Linked DNA regions of Homo sapiens: region 2 is linked to region 1. Evidence: read pairs that join two places in POLR2A ChIA-PET (ENCODE). Cell type or tissue: PC-9. All regions are shown on one strand. Links, peaks and the distances in the headings refer to the core of each region. The heading gives the core; the rest is flanking DNA. Region 1 overlaps DAPK1 (death associated protein kinase 1). Region 2 overlaps TUT7 (terminal uridylyl transferase 7).

What was found. ChIA-PET counts read pairs that join two places held together with the same protein. Peaks named below come from ENCODE experiments on the same cell type or tissue, not always from the same donor. Only the 100,000 strongest peaks of a DNase experiment are listed, where the experiment ranks them.
Region 2: POLR2A ChIA-PET joins it to region 1 with 12 read pairs; 1 of 35 experiments calls an interaction of 5 or more read pairs at or near these places.

What each region holds. Positions count from the first base shown.
Region 1 is chr9:87,598,567-87,601,367 of GRCh38, reverse strand. The region is part of intron 2 of DAPK1 (death associated protein kinase 1); the gene reads right to left. Among named protein-coding and RNA genes, the nearest start is that of DAPK1-IT1, 47 kb to the right of the region's middle. RefSeq lists an enhancer at 423-1,016. In PC-9, for the core only: no CTCF peak of the experiment used is centred there; a DNase peak (open chromatin) is centred at 1,387; H3K4me3 peaks cover 875 bases; H3K27ac peaks cover 2,500 bases.
Region 2 is chr9:86,347,007-86,349,807 of GRCh38, reverse strand. All of the region lies in intron 2 of TUT7 (terminal uridylyl transferase 7), which reads left to right. Among named protein-coding and RNA genes, the nearest start is that of TUT7, 6.0 kb to the left of the region's middle. In PC-9, for the core only: no CTCF peak of the experiment used is centred there; a DNase peak (open chromatin) is centred at 1,137; H3K27ac peaks cover 1,392 bases.

The sequences.
Region 1 (2,801 bases), core at 145-2,644:
AGCTCAGAGTCACAAGCTGAGCCAAAGTGCCAGCAGCCAGGCCCACCTGGGGGCCTCTGGGAGCCTTTGTGTGTGATGGGTAAGCCTGTAGGGCATTTCCATAGCACAGTCTCCTCAGGCAGCCAGCAAACTGTGAGGACAGACTCCTGGAGGAGCAATTCTTCCCTAATCAGAGTAGTTTGCTTTGTGAGGTCTAATTTGAATTGGACTGTTGGTGAATTGCTGCTCCGATCCCTTCCTTCCTGGGCAGCTGGGCCTGGACCCGCTTTCCACCCTGGATCGGGACTCCTTTGGGGGGACAGTTCCTCTTCACCCAACCTCTGCCTCCCCAAAGACAACAACAACTTAAAAAAACAGCTTGTGTGTTTACTTTTCTGGTGAGGATTCCTAAATCGTGTGCCCTCAGAGGAATACCATGATCCAGCTTCAAGGGCGAGCTCAGACAGACCAGGGAGCAAAGCGAATGCACATAAAGCAGCAAGGCCACTGCCACAACCACGCTGGGGGCGCTTGTCCCTTCTGCCCCCTCCTCACACCCATGCACTGAGGCCAGTCAGTAATTAACAACGATACGGATGGCTGCATTATTAATTAATTACCATTAATACAGCTGGGGCTGTTCAATGGATGGGGGAAGGTAGCTTTTTACTGGAAAAGAGAAATTCTTTGCATGCTATGACATTTAATTTTGATAAAGCAGTACAAGTGATCCTTATTATTAATGGATTTTGTACTGGTGAATTCACCTACTTAGTAATTTTTTTTTTCTTTTCTTGAGACAGGGTCTCGCTCTGCCGCGCAGGCTGTAGTGTGGTGATGCAATCACAGCTCACTGCAGCCTTGACCTCCCGAGCTCGAGCAATCCTCCCACCTTGGCCTCCAGAGCAGCTGGAACTACAGGAGCATATCACCACACCCAGCTAATTTTCTTTTTTTTCTTTTTTGCAGAGATAGAGTCTCGCTCTGTTGCCTAGGCTGGTCTAGAACTCCTGGGCTCAAAGCAGTCCTCCCACCTCGGCCACCCAAAGTCGGGGAATTACAGGCATGAGTCACTGCAGGAGGCATAAAATTTATTTGTAACCTCCAAGTCAATATTTCTGGCACTTTCACAGTCACTTGTGGACATGCACGGATCGTGGAAAATTGGAGAGGATCGTGGAAAATTGGAGAGGCTGCTGCACACGTTCCTAGCTGAAGTCAAACAGCTGCCTTCTTGCTTCGGCTCTCACACCATAATCGAGTGTGCTCTCCGCAGCCCATTTAGTGTCATGTTTTTTATTGGTAATTTCACTGTATACAATGACCCCCAAGTATAGTACTGTGGGGCTGTCTAGTGTTTCTAAGCACAACAAAGCTGTGATATGACTCAGGGAGAGACTATGTGTGTTAGATAAGCTTCATTCAGGCATGCGTAATGTGCTGTTTGCCTTGAGTTCAATGTTAATGAATCACATATACATATACGATGTCTTTAAACAGAAACACACATAAAACAAGGTTGTGCAAAAATGACAAAAATGATTTGACCAGAGACTCACAAGAAGGTAACCCTGGATTTCTCCTAAGAGCAATGGTTTAGTGTTTGCAGTGAATTTCTAGAGAATAACTCTCACACATAATGAAAGTCAACTGTACACCAACTTTTTTTCCCCAAAAAATGCACTAAAATTTTCCATCGTTTAATAACTGACAGAACAGTCTGTTGCATTAGATATAGACATCACATTAATTTTAATATTAAAAACTTTCCACTAAATGTAATAAACATTTATTAACTACTCATGGTCAGATACATACAAAGATAATGAGACACATTCTTCCTTTAATGAGTTTTATATTAAAAAACTTGATTCAAATGTAATCACCAATTTTATTAAAAAGAGGAAACGCACGGCGAAAAGGAGCAAGCTTCATAAAGAACAGGCTGACATCTAATTTCTCTGTCTGACTCACTGATATATTTAATCTGACTACTACCTCTGCAGTCACTGAAGAAACTGTAACCAGGATCATATGCAAGGCTCTTTACACATATTTCTTTATTAATAATCACAACTCCATGAGATACACATCGTCATCTCTTCTGACCAATAAGAAAATCAGGTCTCAGGGAGATTTTTAAAGATTGTCCCAAATCACTGAGCGAGTAAGTTGCATAACTAAGAAATGAACTCAAACTCAAGTGTATTCGCCTCCAAAGCTCCAGGTACTGAGCCCCATTGCTGTGTGGACCTCGTACATATTATGTTTGTCATACAAGACATCTCACTGTGAAGTTACAGACAGACTCCAGCATCACTCTAGGAAAGTGTTTTGTGAGGGGAAAGCAAAGGGCAGGGGTTTGTGGTTAAATCTGTTTGGGTCATATTGCCTTCTCCTCCCAGTTGAAGACTCACAAGGTGTTCTAATTAATTAAAACCTTTGCTTTAAGATGCTCTGAGATGCCATGCAATAAAAGTACAACATGTTTGTGAATTCAGGAAGCATTCTAGTAACAATCAGAAAGAAACCCAAGTTGATTCTCAAGGTCAAGGCACAAGGATGGCAGCATTCCTGTTTCTGTAGGTCTTCTATAGTTCCTGGTGCCTTAAAAAGAAACCTGTTTAACTTTTGTTTAATCCAGTCAGTTCTTACTGTCAACTTTATTTATTTGTGGGAGGCTCTGTTCACATGGGAGAATGAAGGTGTGGATATACAATGTCAGAGAAGACGCAACATTCAGAATGGAAGGAAAAAGCATAATCTGACTGGACATGACAATTAATGTCTCTGCTGCATAAGCTGGTGCCAAGCCCAGGGTC
Region 2 (2,801 bases), core at 70-2,569, 1.3 Mb after region 1:
CAGTTATTAAGTAAAGAATTATTCAGTTTCTATCCCTTGAAAATCTTCATATAGGAAGCATTAAGCTTCGGTATAACATTATTTAGTTTAGAGAGATTCAACTGAAAGTATAAACTAAAAAGGATCTCATTAAAGAGATCGAAATTTCTTTATCAAAATTGTGTCTTAATAAGGAAGGGTATTATTCAACAATGTGAGAAGATATAATGGAAATTATGGTGGAGTTGCTTTTTTCCCCCCCACATACGGTACTACCTTCTGTTTTTTTCAGCTCTACATTACTGCCCCTACTTTAGCCTTCAAATGTCCTAGATTGCCAGTTTAATGTATTTGGGACATTGCCATTAATGATCTTAGCTGGAAAGCATCCACTCAAATACACATGTCCTTTGTGAACCATATGCAAATAAAATATGGGAAACTTGGAATGCCGAATATAGAGAACTCTTATTACAATAAATCTGAGGTAAGCCAGGTAGTCTTCCTCCAAGTAATTATGAGAATTTTTCTTTTTTCTTTTTTTTTTTTGAGATGGAGTTTCACTCTTGTCGCCCAGGCTGGAGTGCAATGGCATGATCTCGGTTCACTGCAACCTCTGCCTCCCGAGTTCAAGCAATTCTCCTGCCTCAGCCTCCCGAGTAGCTGGGATTACAGGTGCCTGCCACCACGCCCAGCTAATTTTTGTATTTTTAGTAGAGACAGGGTTTCACCATGTTGGCCAGGATGGTCTCGAACTCCCGACCTCAGGTGATCCACCTGCCTCGGCCTCCCAAAATGCTGGGATTACAGGCATGAGCTGCCACGCCTGGCCAAGAATTTTTCATCAGTACCTAGCTTTACCCTCCAAGAGTCCCTCCGGTGAGATTTTGACAGTTTTTACCATGCATGCCTGTGAAAGTAGGTTTAGAAGGTTATATTGCCTTTCAGTGCTAGTCCACTCTAGATGTGAATGGGTATGTTCCAAGAAGGGATTTTAGTAATTTCTTTCCAGTTTTTATGTTGTTAGTTAGAAGGCTGAATTTCAGGATTTCATCCTTTTTTTGTTTGTTTGTTTTTTAGACAGAGTCTCACTCTGTCACCCAGGCTGGAGTGCAATGGCGCAATCATGACTCACCACAGCCTCACCTCCTGGGCTTAAGCAGTCCTTCCGTCTCAGCCTCCTGAGTAGCTGGGACCACAGGAGTGAGTCATCTTGCTGGCTGATTTTTTTCATTTTTGCTAGAGATGACATCTCACTATGTTGTCCAGGCTGGTCTTGAACTTCTGAGCTCAAGCAGTCCTCCCACCTTACCCTCCCAAAGTGCTGGGAATTACAGGCATGACCCACTGCACCTGGCCCCATCCATATTTTAATCTATATTTTCAATCCCTTTACTTTGATTTAGCCATGTGTTCTTGGAGAAGTTATTCTCTTGGATTCGCATTGTCCCCATCTGTACAATGGGGACAGTATTAGCAGGATTGCTGTAGGGATTAAATAAGGCAGTACATATAAAGTGCTTTACATCTGTTGCATAATAAGATACACCATCATGGTAGCTGCCATTATCTGACAGAATTTCTGCAGCCATCCACTTCTGTATAAAAGCAGTAGGAGTTGATTGAGGTCTTTGGAGGAAGAGAGAAGTTACTCTTTCTAGAAAATGACAGCAAATATGGTTATATGGAGAAACCTTTGTGACCAGAAGAGAGGAAGAGTTTAAAAAAGGAATTCGGTTCCCTATCACTTACTGGCTTGTGAACTAATAGGGGCTTTTCTAAAGGGTATTGCAGTATTATTTTAAATTTATAGAGTTTTTGCCTAAGAAACCTGTAATAAACACTGAAGTTAGATGCAGTTTTTTTGATAATGTTTATAATGATAAGCAAACTAAATGAGAATGGATACATCTCTAAGTAAAAGAAGTGCTTATCTGAAAAAAAAAAATTGTTCAGACCAGAAATACTGGCCTTAAAAGATTATGATAATTTAATTGGGAGTCGGGGGAGTATTAAAAAGGAAATATTAAGGTAGCGCAAGGTAGCCTGATTTTCTGTTGAAATGACAACTTACCTTTTAGTATTTTATTTGTTCAGTGTATTTTGATTGATTTTTTAAAACTACTTTTCCAACACTTTAATTTTTTTTAATTTTTTAATTTTCTTATATTGTGGAAGGTGTTTGCAGAATTTTGAGATAGTCATCTCAGGTAGTTTTAGCACAATGCTTGCTGCTTATCCTTTAGCGCTCTCAGCAAGCTTTTTATAAAATTGGAGGTCCTATATTTCCTTTTCAGCCTGCCAGTTCATTGTAATTGCCATACTAGTAGTAATGAGTTCCTCTGAAAACTTGATGGAGGAATTACTTCATGTAGGGCTTTTCAGTAGGTTTATGTTTCCAAGCACTAATGTGTTACTAATAGTTTCATTTTTTAAAACTCGATATAAGTTATCAAAGCTATCTAAAACAATTTTTTATGGTTTAATCCCACAATCACTTTAACAAGTTGAAAAGTTATAAGTTTTAAAAAGGAACAGGATGATTTTTATTCATTATAAGGATTATAGAACTAATAGCAGAGTTTATAAACAAATGTACTTAGAGAAAACTTTTGTTTCAATGGCCAGTTGTTTTTTTCCTTTGAAATATGCTCAGTGTACAGGCCATTCAAAGAAGCTAAAATGAAGGTAAAGGTAAAATGAGAGATAGTTGTCCTTAGTAAATAAAATTTTGGCTTGGACTTCTTCATATTAACGGAGGGACCCGGCTTAGGTGTTATTGATGGCTAAATTTGCAACTAAATGATGATTTTTCACTCCAG